Linked DNA regions of Homo sapiens: region 1 is linked to region 2. The links are chromatin loops, found by intact Hi-C in ENCODE. Cell type or tissue: CD4-positive, alpha-beta T cell. All regions are shown on one strand. Links, peaks and the distances in the headings refer to the core of each region. The heading gives the core; the rest is flanking DNA.

The links. A loop is a pair of places that touch in the nucleus more often than their neighbours do. Peaks named below come from ENCODE experiments on the same cell type or tissue, not always from the same donor. Only the 100,000 strongest peaks of a DNase experiment are listed, where the experiment ranks them.
Region 1: it touches region 2 in a loop (5-fold over the local background); 4 of 110 quality-filtered maps call a loop at or near these places.

Annotation. Positions count from the first base shown.
Region 1 is chr1:115,872,661-115,880,996 of GRCh38, reverse strand. No RefSeq gene overlaps it. Among named protein-coding and RNA genes, the nearest start is that of NHLH2, 36 kb to the right of the region's middle. RefSeq lists an enhancer at 557-1,096. In CD4-positive, alpha-beta T cell, for the core only: no CTCF peak of the experiment used is centred there; no DNase peak of the experiment used is centred there; H3K27me3 peaks cover 335 bases.
Region 2 is chr1:115,825,457-115,833,792 of GRCh38, reverse strand. It overlaps a transcript of NHLH2 not described here. Among named protein-coding and RNA genes, the nearest start is that of NHLH2, 12 kb to the left of the region's middle. In CD4-positive, alpha-beta T cell, for the core only: no CTCF peak of the experiment used is centred there; a DNase peak (open chromatin) is centred at 4,352; H3K4me3 peaks cover 545 bases; H3K27me3 peaks cover 3,585 bases.

The DNA.
Region 1 (8,336 bases), core at 204-8,203, 47 kb before region 2:
ATTGGTGGACCAGTGCTAGAACTTTATCATAAGCAATCAGACTAGGTCCTTGTGGAGATTTTGGATTTTCCCATGCAAAATGCTCGTTTTTGGTTTCTCATCAACTTTCCAGCCATCTCTTTCTACCATCTGTTGAGCCCAAGGAATGCACACTTTCTTTTAGAACCACTAGTAAATACTAGGGAAACACTAACATGGAATATAGCTCAAATCCAAATGATTTTTTTTGGTTCTGTTTTTTTTTTTTGTTGTTTGTTTGTTTGTTTTTGAGATGGAGTCTTGCTCTGTTGCCCAGGCTGGAGTGCAGTGGCATGATCTCAGCTCACGGCAACCTCTGCTTGCCGGGTTCAGGCAATTCTCCTCCCTCAGCCTCCCGAGTAGCTGGGACTACAGGTGTGTGCCACCATGCCTGGCTAATTTTTTGTATTTTTGGTAGAGGCGGGGTTTCACCATGCTGGCCAGGCTGGTCTCGAAATTCTGACCTCATGATCCGCCCGCCTCGGCCTCCCAAAGTGCTGAGATTACAGGCGTGAGCCACTGTGCCCGGCCCCAAATGATTGTTTAATACTTTATTAAGGATTGTCTTGAGAACATGAATGAAGATAATGATGAGTTAACTGCAGGGAAAAAAATGTAAGGTTGGTGAAATCTGCTTAGTTGATCCTAATATTTCATCCTTTCTATTTCCTGAAATACAACCCCCACCATACACTCCTGTGGTACTCTCATGGTACACTTGGCTGTCACAAAGAAGACTGGCAGCTCACAACTTAAATTGGTTGTGAAGACTTCAAAGAGGAACTCCCCCCAGGACTCTCTGGGGAGCCAGGAGGGGGCACTCAAGGGATGATTCATGAATGGTAGCGTTGGATCCTATGACAAAAGAAGTGGTTTTATAAGATTGGGATAGGGGTAGCTGCTTTCCTTGGTACCTCAACCCTCAAATCACACTATAGAGGTGACTCCTTCCTTTGTTTAAGTAAAAACTAGATCTCCTTGTTGGAATCACTGTGCTTGTGTGTGTGTGTGTGTGTCTGTGTGTGTGTGTGCATATGTGTGTGTGTGTGCATGTAAGTGCATGTGTATGCAGGCCGAAAAAAAGAGGCTGAGGTCAGGCGCAGTGGCTCATGCCTGTAATCCCAGCACTTTGGGAGGCCTAGGTGGGAGGATTGCTGAGCCCAGGAGTTCGAGACCAGCCTGGGCAACATAACGGGACCCCATCTCAAAAAATAAAAGTAAAAGAAGCTGAAAAGCAGAATATAAGTAAATCCATAAATAATTGTACTGAAGGAAATTACCATCAAATAAGTCTTGTAGTAAATACAATTAAAAGAAAGTTGCTTTATTTCCCTGTTTTTATTCGTGAAGCTGAGCAAGACAGAATGTTTAATGGAAAATAGACTGGACTAAACAGGCAACAATTTCCCTGTAGGTCAGAGAAGCCTGTTTCTCCTTAAGTCTCCTAACACCTCTTATACCTCTCTCTACTTCTTTCAGATATTTGAAGTTCTTTGTACTACAAATATCTGTTAAGAAAGGAAAGAACACTTAATGATTATGATTTATTTGTGTCTCTATTATAGCAACTGTTGATTTACCCCCTGTATTAGTTGTCTCTGGGTCAGACAACCCCTCTCTATTAATAAACTTCTTGAGGTCAGATAGCATTCTTTCTCATTTTTCAGTCTCTCACAGCACACAGTGCTCCTCCTTTCATGTGGCAGGTACTCAGTAAATGTTTCTTGATTTATGAATAGTATCCCTTTAAATACTTGAAGGCTGCTATCAGTTTTCCCCAAGCCTCTTCAGGCTAAAAATTCCAAATTCTCCACTGCTCGGTGTACAATAAACACCCTTCTTTTAACACCTTGTGCATGTCAGAGGACTGCCCCCAACCCTGGCACTTTGGTCCCCTAGACAGAGTTAAATGATCAACGTGAGGTTGTTTTATCCAGCCCCGTATTCCTTGACCGCCCCAATTACCTCAGCACCTGGGGACTCAAGAAAGCTGGTGGAGACCAAAAATCCTGTGCTTTCACAGGAACTTTGGTTAATCAGGTCTCTCTCACCCTATCCTTGTGGAGACTAAATGTTTAAAACTGAATTCAGAGCTTCACATTTATTTCTGTTAAAATTCATTTTGTGATAGTTTCATCCCCGTTCTCCAAACTGTAATGACCTTTCTGTATTGCAATTATCTCACTAGGTATCAATCCCAGCTATGTGACATCTGAAAATGGTCCAACAAGCACTACACACGTCCAGGTAAAAGAATATGAAAAAGTATTAGGCAAGAGAGGATAAAGTATTAGGCTGGAACACGTAAAACTACCATTTTTATAGGTCAAAAGTGCTCACATATCACCAGTATTTAATGCTGCAGCCTAAGGTATTGTTCCAGGACTTCCAAAATGGCAGGGAGGCTTCACTTGAACTTCTCTTCCTGCGACTGCTTAAACGAGTGCTACTGTGCCTCACTGCAGCCTGTGCAGACTGCATTTCCTCCTGTTGTCATGAAAGGCATGTTGATGCTCATTATCCATTGCTTTGCTGAAAGCCTCTCAGAGTCAAGGGGAAGAGCAAAAGCTCCAGAGCCAGCCTGCCTGTTGAGCTCTGGCTCTGTTACACTGGCTGTGTGACCTCTGGCAAGTTCATTGACTCCCCTGTGCCTCTGTTTTCTCATCTGGAAATAGAGATAATGGTAGTACTGTTGCTGAATTTTACTCCTTAGTTCAGCTAAAACCTGGCTTCTTGTCACACAACCAGGAAAACTTAGGCACGTGGACACATCAAAGGGTGTGTAGAGCAGGATTGTATTGGGTGAAAGGTGAAAAATGAAAAAGAGGCCAGGCGCAGTGGCTCACGACTGTAACCCCAACACTTTGGGAGGCCTAGACGGGCGGATCACTTGAGGTAAGGAATTCGAGACTAGCCTGCCCAACATGGCGAAACCCCGTCTCTACTAAAAATACAAAAAATTAGCCGGGCATGGTGGCAGGCGCCTGTAATCCCAGCTACTTGGGAGGCTGAGGCAGGAGAATCGCTTGAACCCAGGAGGCGGAGGTTGCAGTGAGCTGAGATCACGCCACTGCACTCCAGCCCGGGTGACAAGAACGAAACTCCATCTCAAAAAAAAAAAGAAAAGAAAAAAAAGATCTCAGCAATGTGTGATGGACCCCTGCTAACAGGCCCTCTACCTCACTGATTGATTCCCAGGTCACCGCAGGAGCTGAAGAGAGCAGGCTCTTCCCATGCATAATGTGTGAATTTCCTGTGGCTCCACCCACTTCCCCCAGTGCACACGCCAGGGTCTAGTCAGCTGTGTGCATGCACAGACAAGCCCTGGGCATCTAGCCCTCATCTGCACAAAAGCATCTGATGTAAACACTTTTGAAGCCGGTCAGAGATTCTCTGGGACTCCTTTTTATCTGCCTAGGATTTGACTGTCTCAGGACCTGCCTCACAGGATTCTTTGAGGCCTGAAGAAATGGAGTGCTTGGAGACACGCTGGCAGGTGGTGCTCAGTATATTATTAGTATAACATTTTTCCCTGGAAAATCAGGCTGAGTGCAGGGCTTTTCACTCCTTTATTCCATCAAGTATTCATAAACTACCTAATTTAATTAAATCAACCCAGAATTTTCCCGGGTATCAGCATCAAGCTCACAGGGTGGCAGATTCTGAAATATGTATTTCCCCACGTTAAAAATAAGCACACTGGTCCTTCTCTCAGCTTTCAGGCAGGTTCTTGTGCCCTTTCACCCAAGGTTGAGGTAAGGGTTTCCCAATCACATCTGCACATTTTTCATCCAGCAGCAGATTTGAGCCCATGAAAAACAAGGAGGGGGCTCTTAGTATTTATTCAACTAGTTAGTGCTCAAATTCTTTCCTAGCCAATATGATGGTATCCATTATCATTAGAAAATCATTTTCCTTGATAGAGAAAATTAAAAAAAATTATGAAATGAATTGTTCTGCCTTCTTTGTGCTGCTGTTAACACTAAATTGACAAATGGCCATATGCTTCCTTGTCTTTCCAGCACCAAGCATAGCTAAAAAGCTTTTTCAATTGTCGTTGGCATGCTTCACAAAACCTTGCCTAGTTCTGACCTTTACCATGCAGGAATAATACCTACTTGTGTCATTCTGTGTTAGCCCTCAGCTCAGTGTTCTTCATTCACCTACGCAGATCCTTTAAATACCTGAGATCATCTGGGAGCTCCCTCTATGGACACACTGTTTCCCATTTTTCTCTCTTATCACGATAATTTATGACTAAAGAGTTAGAATTTCTGTTTAGAACCTGCCATTCCTCTTAAGTCACTCGGTCTTTTTGAAATCAGACTACATGGTCACAGCTATTTTTTCTCCAAACTTTTTTGAATTCTATTTTCTTAAAACCTAAATTAGATGTTAGCACTTCAACAAACATTTTCTTCCTATACTATAATATGATGGTCCCTTGTATATGACATTGCTGTCAATTTCTCATCTTTCTTCCCAGTTCCTCAGTTTTGGTCAGTGGAGAGCAAACTGGTCAGTGGAGAGTAACTGTCCTTCATTGCATCTTTCAACTTCTGAGAGATTGAATCACTGGCAAGGAAAGTCAAGAATTTATTAAATATCATGGGGCTTTTTGAAGGCAGGCAGAATGAGACTCCTATTAATCATTTTAAGTAAGCTTTTTAAAAGTTATAATATATGTACAGAAAAGGTCCGAAATCATAAGTGTAGAGCTAGAGCTCAATCTATTTACTTAGTTATTTATTTATTTTTGCAACAAGGTCTCACTGTCATCCAGGCTGGAGTGCAGTGATGCCATCTTGACTCACTTCAGCTTCAACCTCCCGAGCTCAAGTGATCCTCCCACCTCAACCTCCTGAGTAGCTGAGACTACAGGTGCGCTCCACCTTGCCTGTCAAATTTTTGTATATTTTTTGTAGAGATGGGTTTCACCATGTTGCCCAGGCTGATCTCCAACTCCTGGCCTCAAGCGATTCACCCATCTTGACCTCCCAGAGTGCTGGAGTTACAGGCACGAGCCACTGCATCCTGCAAGCTCAGTGAATTTCTGTGAAGTGAACACACACATCTAACTACCTAATTACAAAACCTATCAGCTCCACGGAAACTTTCCTCTTGCCTCATAAATTAGTTTTAATGGAATTATAATCTGTACTGGGAAGGTAACAATTACCATAATAGGAGTAACCATTTCTTGAGAACTTAACTATGTGCCAAGCACTGTGCTAAACAATTTATATGTATATAAGCTCCACAGCTCTGTGAGGTGGGTCTCGTTATTTTCCCCATTTTAAAGATAAGAAACTGAAGCTGGGAGGAAATAGGGGGATACTGGTTAACGTCAGAGACCATAAGTCTGTGAGATCTATTGCAGAGCAGGGTGACTACAGCTAACAATATATTGTTTATTTCAAACTTGCTAAGAGAATAAATTTCAAATGTCTCACCATGAAAAATAATGTCAGGTAATAGATATGTTAATTAGATTGATTTAATCATCCCACATTGTATATCAAAACATCACATTATACCCCATAAACATATACAATTATCTTTCTATTAAAATAATATTAATTTTAAAATAATAAATTAAAAAACACAAAGAAATCACTCTCACAAAAAGGCTCTGGCTGTTGAATGGTATATAGTGGCTGCCTCAGCTACTGGGAACATGAAAATTGTTTCCCACGATCCAGTAAATTTTATAAAAGCCATAATATGTAACAATAACAGAATGGGAGCAAGAAAATTGTTTCTACATATATTATGAGACAGGAATGAACACTAGTTTTCAACCGGAAATGTCCATGACTCAGAATGTCCTGTTTCCTGGGAGTTCTAGCTAACTTAAATGTTACTGTGATCATTTGTACTTGCTGACCACATAGTGTGACGTGGCATAAGGGGGTGTTCAATAGATCTTGCTTGAAAGCTGAAAAGAACACGAAACTGAAGCCTAGAGAGGTTAGATTACTTGCCCAACATCACTAGCTGGAATTCAAACTCAGGTCTAGCTAATTCCGGAGACTGCATTCTTAACCATTATAATAGACACATGGTCCACAGCTTCCACTTGGCTGGCCAGGCCGTAGATCAGGGCTTCTCAACTTCCACACTATTGACATTTGGGGCTGAAAGTTTCTTTGGGGCTGTCTTCTGCATTTTAGGACGTTTATCAGCCTTCCTAGCGTCAACCCACTAGATGCCAGAAGCATCTTCATCTCCAACCAGTCATGATGTCAGAGGTGCTTGAGCCAGAGCGACTCCATCTTGAATAGGGGCTGGGTGAAATAAGGCTGAGACCTGCTGGGGTGCATTCCCAGTAGGTTAGGCATTCTTAGTCACAGCATGAGATAGGAGGTTGGCACAAAATACAGGTCATAAGGACCTTGCTGATAAAAACAGCAAGAAAGAAGCTGGCAAAAACTCACCAAAACCAAGATCCCAAAGAAAGTGACTGCTGGTCATTCTCATTGCTCATTATATGCTAATTCTAATACATTAGCATGTTAAAAGACACTTTCATCAGCACCATGACAGTTTACAAACATCATGGCAACATCCAGAGTTACCCTATATGGTCTAAAAAGGGGAGGAACCCCCAGTTCTGGGAATTGCCCACCACTTTCCTGAAAAACTCATGAATAATCCACCCCTTGCTTAGCATACAATAAAGAAGAAACTGTAAGTATACTCAGTTGAGCAGCCCATGCTGCTGCTCTGCCTATAGAGTAGCCATTTTTTTTTTTTTTGAAATGGAGTCTTGCTCTGTTGCCCAGGCTGGAGTGCAGTGGTGTGATCTTGGCTCACCGCAACCTCTGTTTCCTGGGTTAAAGCGATTCTCCTGCCTCGGCCTCCCAAGTAGCTGGGATTACAGGCGTGCGCCACTGCGGCCAGCTAATTTTCATATTTTTAGTAGAGACAGGGTTTCACCATGTTGGCCAGGCTGGTCTCGAACTCCTGACCTCAGGTGATCCACCCGCCTCGGCCTCCCAAAGTGCTGGGATTACAGGCGTGAGTCACAGCGCCCAGTCTGCCATTCTTTTATTCCTTTACTTTCTTAATAAACCTTGCTTTCACTTCACTCTGTGGACTCGCCCTGAATTCTTTCTTGTGCAAGGTCCAATAACCCTCTCTTGGGGTCTGGATCAGGACCCCTTTCTGGTAACAATGATAACCAAAAACATCTCCAGACATTGCCACATGTTTCATGAGGGGTACAACTGCCCCTAGTTGAGAAGCGCTAGTATAGACAGTCCCATACTTTCACGCCTCCCTTCTCCCTCCTCATTCATTAGCTGAGTCCATCCTCAGTCAAATGGATACTAAGATAGGTGTGCACCTTTCTGACAGCCGGTGCTATTCCAAAACCCTAGGATTCATCAGTTTCTTTTGAACTCCTGCCCTGCAGTGACAAGCTTCACTGCTTGGGTTGTATTTAACAAGCTGAATTAAAAGTTCTGCTTCATTTCATCATCCAAATACATTCATGGCCGTGCAGTCTTCTGTAGCCACAGATATCAGTGCTCCTGCCAACAACTGGCACAACTCCTGTCTTGTTTCCTTTTCACCTTGTTATAGAAAATCACCAGAAACTTCCTCCCAAACACTTCCTTCTTTTCCCTTGCACTCACCATCCTCCATATAGATAACTGTATGTTAGAGTCATGGAAGAAACAGCTGGTATACGTAAGGGCAATTTGAGAAGCAGTTTTTAAAGATCTTACTTACAAAGTGTAGAGATGATTAGGGGAAACTGAGGCTGGATAATGTAGCAGCTTTAGTGGCAACCACACAGAGTTGTTACAACTCCTTGGTCTGAAGGGGAAAGAGGAAGGTGTGGTTACTTGAACCCAGAGTTTCTCCATGGTGGCTCTCATTGGTACAAGCCAAAGAAAAGGGATGGGAGCCCCATGACGCAGTCTGTACTGTGAACTTCCCAGGCACGGAGCAGGGGGAGAATGGCAGAGAGCAGACCTGAATGTGAATGGCAGTATCTTCAGAGCATTATATAAGCACATTTCCCTGCCCCTTGCCCTAAATTTCATTTTGAAGTCCTCTTCATCAGATCATACAGCTTCTTGCCAAACATGTTTATCCTGGTTTTTGAGAGACGCCTTCTTCTTCTTGCCAGAAGCCTATCATTCTAATATCATCAGCCCTGTTTAGAAGACCAAATCCTGTTTTTGGATACCATCTATGTAGCCAGCTGCTCATTTCTTCTCTCCTCTCATCTGTTCCAAAATTACAAACCTCAAGTGGAAGCAGAAATGAGAAACCCTGATCTGCCTTGGGAGATTTGGGTGGGTTCC
Region 2 (8,336 bases), core at 234-8,233:
TTAGATGTGCTATCTCATTTATCAGTATTAGTAGTCGAAATAATAGCTAATGTGGGTTGAGTGTATACTACATGCTTACTAAAGTGCTTTGCATGCATTATCTCCTGTAATTCTCACAACCACCCAGTGAGGTAGGTACTTTTATTGTCTCCATTTAACAGATGAGGAATTTGAGGCTTAAAGAAATTAGATGACTTGCTTAGGGCCATGAAGCCATGTTTATCAGTTTATCAAAGTGCCTGCCCCTACCCATCATCCTCTAGAGTTGTCCTTTGATAGAGGGGTAGCTGTGCCACTCACACACCACCCCCCTTGGTGCCTGCACTGCATCTTTCCATCCATGTGCCTAGGGAAAGCTTCAGCTCATGTAATGCCTAAGGAGTGCTGCGTCTGCAGTACACACAGCTGCCCAACCAATGGGACCAGTGGAGGCCAAAACCAAGCCTGTGCTCTGTATGCCAAGTCAAGCATGTGCCTTGGCTTGAAGTTGGACTACCTGGAGGAAGGGGAGCATTTTTCTACTTTGCAAGAAAACACTATAGGATAATGGTGGCCCTGTGACAACTCCCCCACCAGGGCACCGTCATTCACTACCACATGGGTGAGGCTGGCTCCATCCACACTCCTCTGCACCTTCCAGCCCATTCTCACGCTGCTTCTAGACCTATCTTTAAAAATTAGCGTGCCATCCTCCTTCGTGAATGTCCATTTTATTTTTTAATAAAATTCAAGTTCCCAATCTAGGCATAGAAATGTTTCACAGTCTTGTTCCAGACCCTCACTAGTGCCATTTTCAGCCACTCTCCAGAGATTAAATATTCCTGCAAACTCGGTTTCCTCACTTCCCCAGAGAGGCCAAGTCTTTTTCTTTTACGACCTGGGCCTTTGTATTTACTTCCCCTTTACTCACAATGCTCTCCCCTAACCTCATTTTTTACCCAGAAAATTCCGATGATTCCACTGTGACCCAACTCAGACCACACGTAACCACACGTATCATTACAAAGCTTTCCGTTTCTTTCAGAAGCATTAGCTGCTCTGTTCTCTGAGTCCCACATACATACATCGTTTTAACTGAATTTACCTGTTTCTCCCATCTCTGTGTTTGAGACCCAAGACTCTGGAGCCAAGTTCGGGCCCTGGCTCCAATTATTCTAAGTGTATGACATTGAACATGTTACTATATCTCCTCAAGCCTCCATTTTCATCCATAAGATGGGACAACGTATGTACCAATCTCAAATGCATGTCATGAGGTTTCCATGGGATAATGTATAGTGCTTATCAGAATAGGAATACATGGGAAGTGCTCAATAAATGTGAGCTATTTTCATTACCTTTGTATTTATAATATGCACAGGAATTAACATAGGATAAGCTAAAATCAGCTTTAATTCTTTAATATAGTAATGATTTGTGGTTTCCACCAACTATATCCATCTGCATATGATACATTACTAACTCAACAGTCAGCCAGAAATCATCCCCATCTTCTAAGACAGGAAGCATAGGTAAATTAATAGTCATCCATGGAATACACCACACATGCACACCTGTAGAGTTATCTACAGGTCTGAAAGCCCCACTCGACTCATGATAAAGGCCCAGTCTATGCCTTTTCTCTTTTACCTTGGTTTTTCCCATAGCACGAATGCTGTGATAAGCACTATAGCAGACTGGTCAGAAGCACAGACTCTGTCAAAGCTAATTTTTAAAGATAGGTCTAGAAGCAGAGGGCCAGTTTTCAGGCCTGCTCACCCATGATAGGTCAGGCAGAGGGGGATGAGCGGGCACTCACATCCAATGTGTGTGTACGAGCAATTGCCAAAGTTAAGGACGACAAGGGGTAAATTTTTTTTTTTTTTTTTGAGACCAAGTCTCGCTCTGTGGCCCAGGCTGCAGTGGTGCAGTGGCGCAATCTTGGCTCACTGCAACCTCCACCTCCCAGGTTCAGGCAATTCTTCTGGCTCAGCCTCCCGAGTAGCTGGGATTACAGGCATGTACCACCATGCCCAGCTAATTTTTTGTATTTTTTGTAGAGACGGGGTTTCACCATGTTGGCCAGGCTGGTCTTGAACTCCTGACCTCAGGTGATCCGCCCCCCCCTAGGCCTTTCAAAGTGCTGGGATTACAGGCGTGAGCCACCGCGCCCAGCCAGACAAGGGGTACATTTTTAAGATAGAAGGAAAAGTCATCAGGGAAGGTGGGTTAGATCAGCTGTGAAAGTCCCCTCAAATATGCAAGTGCTCACAGATGATTTTCAGGAAATACTGTTCGTTTTACTGTGATAATGGTATATTTGTTGTTAAAAGAAAAAAGAGTCCTTATCTTTTAAGAGATACTTACTGATGTCTTCATGGATGAAATGATGTGATGTTTGGGATTTGCTTCAAAAAGTCTTAAGGGGTAGTGAGAAAGACAGGATAAGAAAATAAATGAAATGTACTTATTGGTGTTGTGTATATTTGAATCCATTTCACTATTCTCTTGGCTTTTGGAGATGTTTTAACAGTTTTCCATAAGAGCGTTTTTTAAAATGTAGTTGCTCAGAAAATTTGTGCCAGTTGATTTTTACTCACCAGGAAGTCGACTCCCGCTTAAACTAAGGCCACCACCCTCTTTCACAGAGCTCCACCCTTTAGCACAAGTCACCTCATGCCACTCAGAGAACCATCTCCAGCCCTGGTTACTTTTTGTGAATGCACCAGGTATTGCTCCACAGAGTCATCTCTGGAGAAAGTTTTTTTCTTTGTCTTTGGTCAATGATCCTCTGTCCCTCTTGGCAGACTGACTCCAGTGGCCTTTTATTTTCAGTTATTCCATCCTAACCCCAGGGAATCCTAAGAGGACCCGCCCCCATATACATATCTACCAATCACACCACCTTTCTCCTGATTCAAGAAGCCCCTGAAATCTTCCCTTTTTCTGATATATTGCTGGAATGATCAGCAAGGAGATGAAGAACTCCCTCCTGACCTGGAAATACTTACTGAAATGAAGCAGGAAATTCCAACAATTTCTCTCTCCATTATCTCAAGAATAATTAAACTGTTTAATTCATTGTTAAAAAGGTTTCCTGCCATAAATGCTAATATAGTGAGTGCTATTGAGCTCTTTATAAGCACAAGACATGTTCTAAGTACTTAACATGAGTTAACTTAATTAATTCTCCTAACAATGCTACTGGCTAGGTACTATATTTTCCCTATTTTACAGGTGGAAAAACTGAGGCACAGAATTAAGTAACTGGTTCAAGGCCACAGCCAGTTAGTAGGAGATGGAGAATTGAGCACAGAAGCCTATCCATGGCCCAAAGTTGCCCTGCGGGGTGTACTGGGGTAGCTGACAGCGGGGGGCTGGCTAAATACAGCCACAGGTAAAGGGGAAGCTATCAGGGACTGCTGGAACATGTTAGAGTGGATATGCTGCCAGATTCCAATTTAGGCAGATTTTAAAGATTAAATAAAAATCGGGTGGACTCTTTCAGCCATTGGCCAGGCACTAAACTCAGGAGGGAACTTTGGAGTGAGGACCTCCTAGACTTCCCTGGCAGCAGCAGCCTGGAGCCTGAGGGTCATTTACAACAGGCCAGGGCCTCTCTTTGAGGTCTGTTGCATATTCTGTGTCTGTGAGTCCCTCAGGCCCCTGGTAGAGAGGGCTCAGCTGACCTGAGTGGTTAAGTGACTTGCTCACAGTCTCAACATCCTGCAGGGCGGAGCCACCTAGAAGCCTTTCACACCAATCCTGTGCTCCTTCCACACATAGACCCCACACTGTCTACCCTGGGCTGCGGCCTAGGGACTAATAGCATCAGCAAAAACTGCATAGGCATAGCATTCACCCTGTGCGAGGCACTGTCCATTATTACCTCATTTAATTCTCTAAAAATTCAGTGAAGTAGAAGGTGTTATTATTCCTAAATTATAGATGAAGACACTGAGACACGAAGTTAGGTGATATGCCCTAGGTCACATTGCTAGTTAGGATTGAAATGGGAAAATGAGTCTTTAGGGCAATACAATTAAAAAGCAAATACTTTGATAAAAGGAAAAAAAATACGTTTCCTTTGTTGTGAAAATAAATAAAAATACACGACAGCAACTGAAAGTGAGAACAGGTTTTCCCTTAAGCGGCGTAGGCCCTGGACTAGAAATGGGCCCTGCTCAGTGGACTTGTCCTCTGGTGCCACTCGGAGAGTCCGAAACTTCAAAGGGACTGCAAAGCAGCAGGTGAGGGAGGCCTCCGTGTGGGCTGGTTCTGCGTGTGTCTGGAGAAGGCTCTGTGCTGACATCATGCCTTATATAAGCTCTGGATCAAGCCTGGGGGAGGAGATCCCGATGAGTCACTCTCACCAGAGGATCCTGACGAGGATGCTTAGACTTTGGGAAATATTCAGAAAGGCTTAGTGGTTAGTGCCCTTGCACAACGCCCACTAAATGGAGAAGGAAATGAGTGTCCTTCTTAATTTAGGCTAGATATGGGCACTAAAGGCCTTACACAAAGAAAGTGATCCCCTCCGGGGTCGCACACCCATCTTCGGCCGGCAGACGTCTACGCAGCCGCACACCTCCATCGCCTTGTTCTTTATACCTGGCTCTGGTTCCTAACCTCGCTGTCAACACAGCCTAACGCCAGGCACTTGGTGTTATTGTGAGGTGGTGTGAGTGGAAGAAACTATCACTTGCTGCAATAGTAGCTAACTCTTGATTTTTTAAAAAAGTGTAAATCTGAGACTGAAAGTTGTGGGTGATGTTTAATGTGAAGTTCGGGTGTCCCTGGATGGGCTCGGTGTGTGGTGGGCAGCGTCTGCCTCGCAGGCCGCGCTCCTTTCCGCGTCGGATCTGCATGTGGGCTGGGATTTGTCTTTGGCTTCTTGTCTGGTTTGGGATGAGACCCTCGCGTCCCAGGGGAGGGGGGCAGGTGTTGCTCCAGTCGAGCGAATGGAACCAAATTACAGGCCCGTCTGTCACCTCCTCTGGGAGAAGGTGGGGGAGGCGGGACGGGCGCGGGGTGGGCGGGGGAGGGGCCAGGCGGACCCGCGCGGAGGGCGGAGAGCCCCGCCCCCAGCCCGCCGCCGCCCGCGCAGCCTACACGCCAGGCCCAGGGGCTTCGACCACAGCTCCCGGGCCGCGCCACCTCGCTCGGCAGGCGCCTCAGACCCGGCCGCGTCTAAGGGGCGCCGGCGAACGCCTCACACTGGAAGTGTTTTCCACTGAATTGACTGACGTGTCTTCTGACGGCACTGACTCGGGGGCTGCGTCTGTTCTGCTGAAAACAGAAACATCCTCCACACAGATCTGTTTCCCTGGGTCTTCAGTCTAGGATAAGCCGCTCGCTCGCTCACGCACGCACTCTCAGGACGCCACACCAGTGGGCGCCTGTGGACACGGTGATCCCTGCCCCAAGTTGGCTCGCTCGCCCCTCCTCTCAGGGTGCAGACCTCAGGGAGAGCGGGCGGACGCGGACGCCGCAGGTGGGATCGCGGCCACGGGACCTTGGAAGTCACTCGGAGGCTGTCGGACGTAACCGGCGATAATGATGACACCTCGCTGTCTGCGGCAGTCTCGGGAGAGCGTCCCTCCACCGAAGGCCCCAGTGGGGCGCAGCAGTGTTAGTCTGAGCTACCTGAGAAAAACACCAACAGATAACGCCGGCCCTTTGTGGACAGCAGTGGACAGGAATAATAAATTGCCGTTATTTTGTTTGCTGTTATAAATAGAGCAACAAAGACTATAGGAGAGAATGAGGGGAAAACAAGATCTCAAACCAGACAGAGCGTTTCTAATAAGAAACAAGTTCTTGTCAAATTCTCCAGACTTCAATGGAGAAAACTGTTTCATATGCCTTGTTCTTTCTCCTTGCCTCTGGGGTGGGAAAGGCTAAAGAAATTGTCAGTTCCTGGGAGCTCTTTCAGTAAGAAAAGAGCTGAGGCAGAGAGGGCGGATGTACTGCGGGCCCAGGAAGACACACATTCCTTCCTCTTTTCTTTGACAATAAAGTGATTGACAGAAATAATTTCCCATGTGAGAGGATAAAAGAATTGCTAGCAGATAATGGCCCGTGTTTAGATTGTGGCTGATAAGACTCTGTCCATCCCATGTCAAGAGATGACTGAAAAGTGAAAAATTAATTCCATTATCCAGCTGTTGCTGCTGTTAAGTGCCAAAATACCCAGATATTTCCAAACATCTGAGTATTTGACAGCACGTTTTTACTATAGATCCAGATGTTTGGTATTGTGTAGACAAAGACCAAACCTAAACACGGAAAAGAAAAATAACGAACTGGGAATAAGGAAGCCAAGAGGTGGTTAAGAGGACAGCAAGAAGGGGAATTGAGTGGTGATGGGAAAGAAAAGGAGAAATTAAAGACAAAAAAATGTAAAGAAAGGTAAAACATAAAAACCAGTAAATTTTTTAAAAAAGAACAACATTCTATTTCTTCATAGCCCACACCTTGGCCTGATTCTTACCTGGCTCCATGAAAAGCATTTCTGCTTGTCCAGGTCTGGGTTATATGGGGGGTGGGGGGGTTGGGGGAGGCCGGAGGGGAAGGTTTAAAAGAATGACTGGGAAGAGAAATCCTGAGGAGACCTAGGGAAGCAAACTTGGCACTAATGCCTGGGCATTAGGCTTACCCAGGGAGGGCAGCTATATGAAGGGGAGAGGCTACAAAATGGAAAAGTGATTAATATACTGGGGTGGGGGCAGGGGTGATTTTCACACTCAGCAATGAAAAGCCAAAATTCCAGTCAAGGATATTCACGTTAAGCAAAGCACTGAAATGTCTTGATTAGTCAACTTTGTTTCCAGTTATCAGTCAGGATGTTGAGCTCCGTATAGACAGAGCCAATGATAGTGTAACAGAAGGAACAGGGTAATTGAGTGGGGGAAGGTTGTGCAGTTTTAGAGATTTAGGTGACAGATTTAGAGGAGGGGACATCATGTGATTGAGGTGATGGTGGGAGTGTTAGGCTTTCAGCACAGCTCACAAAGGCTCCTGTAATTCCCAAGCTGTCTGTTATCTATGAAATGCAAATCAGGAGGGGAGTGACATCATGTCGGATTGTGGCCACAGGGAGTAATTATTTAGACATTAAAGGCTATTGGAGGGAGTGGTTGACGATATTAATGATGTCCAGATGGACAGAGTGTGATGCTAAAATTATTTTCTAGTACAAAGGACAAGAGAATTTTTATCAGGTTTACTCTTCTATTGGACAGTCTATCTTTTGGAGGTTTGCCCCTCAAAGAGATGGTGATACTAAGAGATGGCCTCTGGAATCAAAGCACAGAGGGGATTGTGGAAGGAGCTTTGTTCTCCAGCTTCTCAGAGGAAAGGCACAGTCAATATGTGAAATATTCACACAATAATTTTGACTATTAAAAGGGGAAATTATCTAAGGGTAGTGTATGTAACAAGTCCCTCCATCTCATTCTTCCTCTCTTATCCAAATATAGCAGCACACAGGAACTTGTTGCTTTTCATGGTATTGTTCGCTCTCCACCTCCTGCAATACAAACACTAGTACAGACACCTTGGTCCTTAATGCTGGTATCAGCTGTATAACCACAGATAACAGTATTATCAGCCATTGATTTTTAAAAATGGTCTACATGAGGCGAAATGCAGCCTAGCTAACACCATAGCATAAACAAAAAAAGGAGGAAGCCACAAACCAGGACTCAAATTGGGAAAGATTCACAGGCAATGGGAAGATCCAGAGGCCATGTATGCTGATCTGGGCTGTAGACCTGACAATGCCACTGCAAGTTCTGCTCTCTTCCCAGAGCAGATAACCGATATTTGAGTGGGAACTCACAGGGGGATCCAAACCAGCTGCCTATCTTTCTGAATCATGTCAGAATGAATGATGCAGCCAAAATAAACAAAAATGTGCCTCTGATATATGTGGATTCTTGCATGAAATTAAAGGGACCGGGGCACAGGTAATTTTTTTTAGCTTTTTACATTTAAAAGTTATGAAATTGGTAAAGAAAGGAGGATTTGGAAAGTGAATAGAAACACCCGAAGACAATTTCAATGATTTCCCTCACCCCTGTCCTCCTTAGGTTGTGGCTTACAATACCAACATGCAAGGCTTTTGGGAAGGGTCAATTTAACATGATTCCCCTAAGCTAGGAGCTTTCTAAATGGTCCCATAACCCCTTGTACCGGCCTCCATCATAACACTGATATCACTGCACTATACTGGCATATTTATTTCTCTCACTTCTCTCCTAGGTTATGAGCTTTTCAAAGGCAGGTAATCTGACTTATTGGCCATTGAATCATCAGCACCTGTGATGTGCCTGGTATATAACATGCCCTCAATA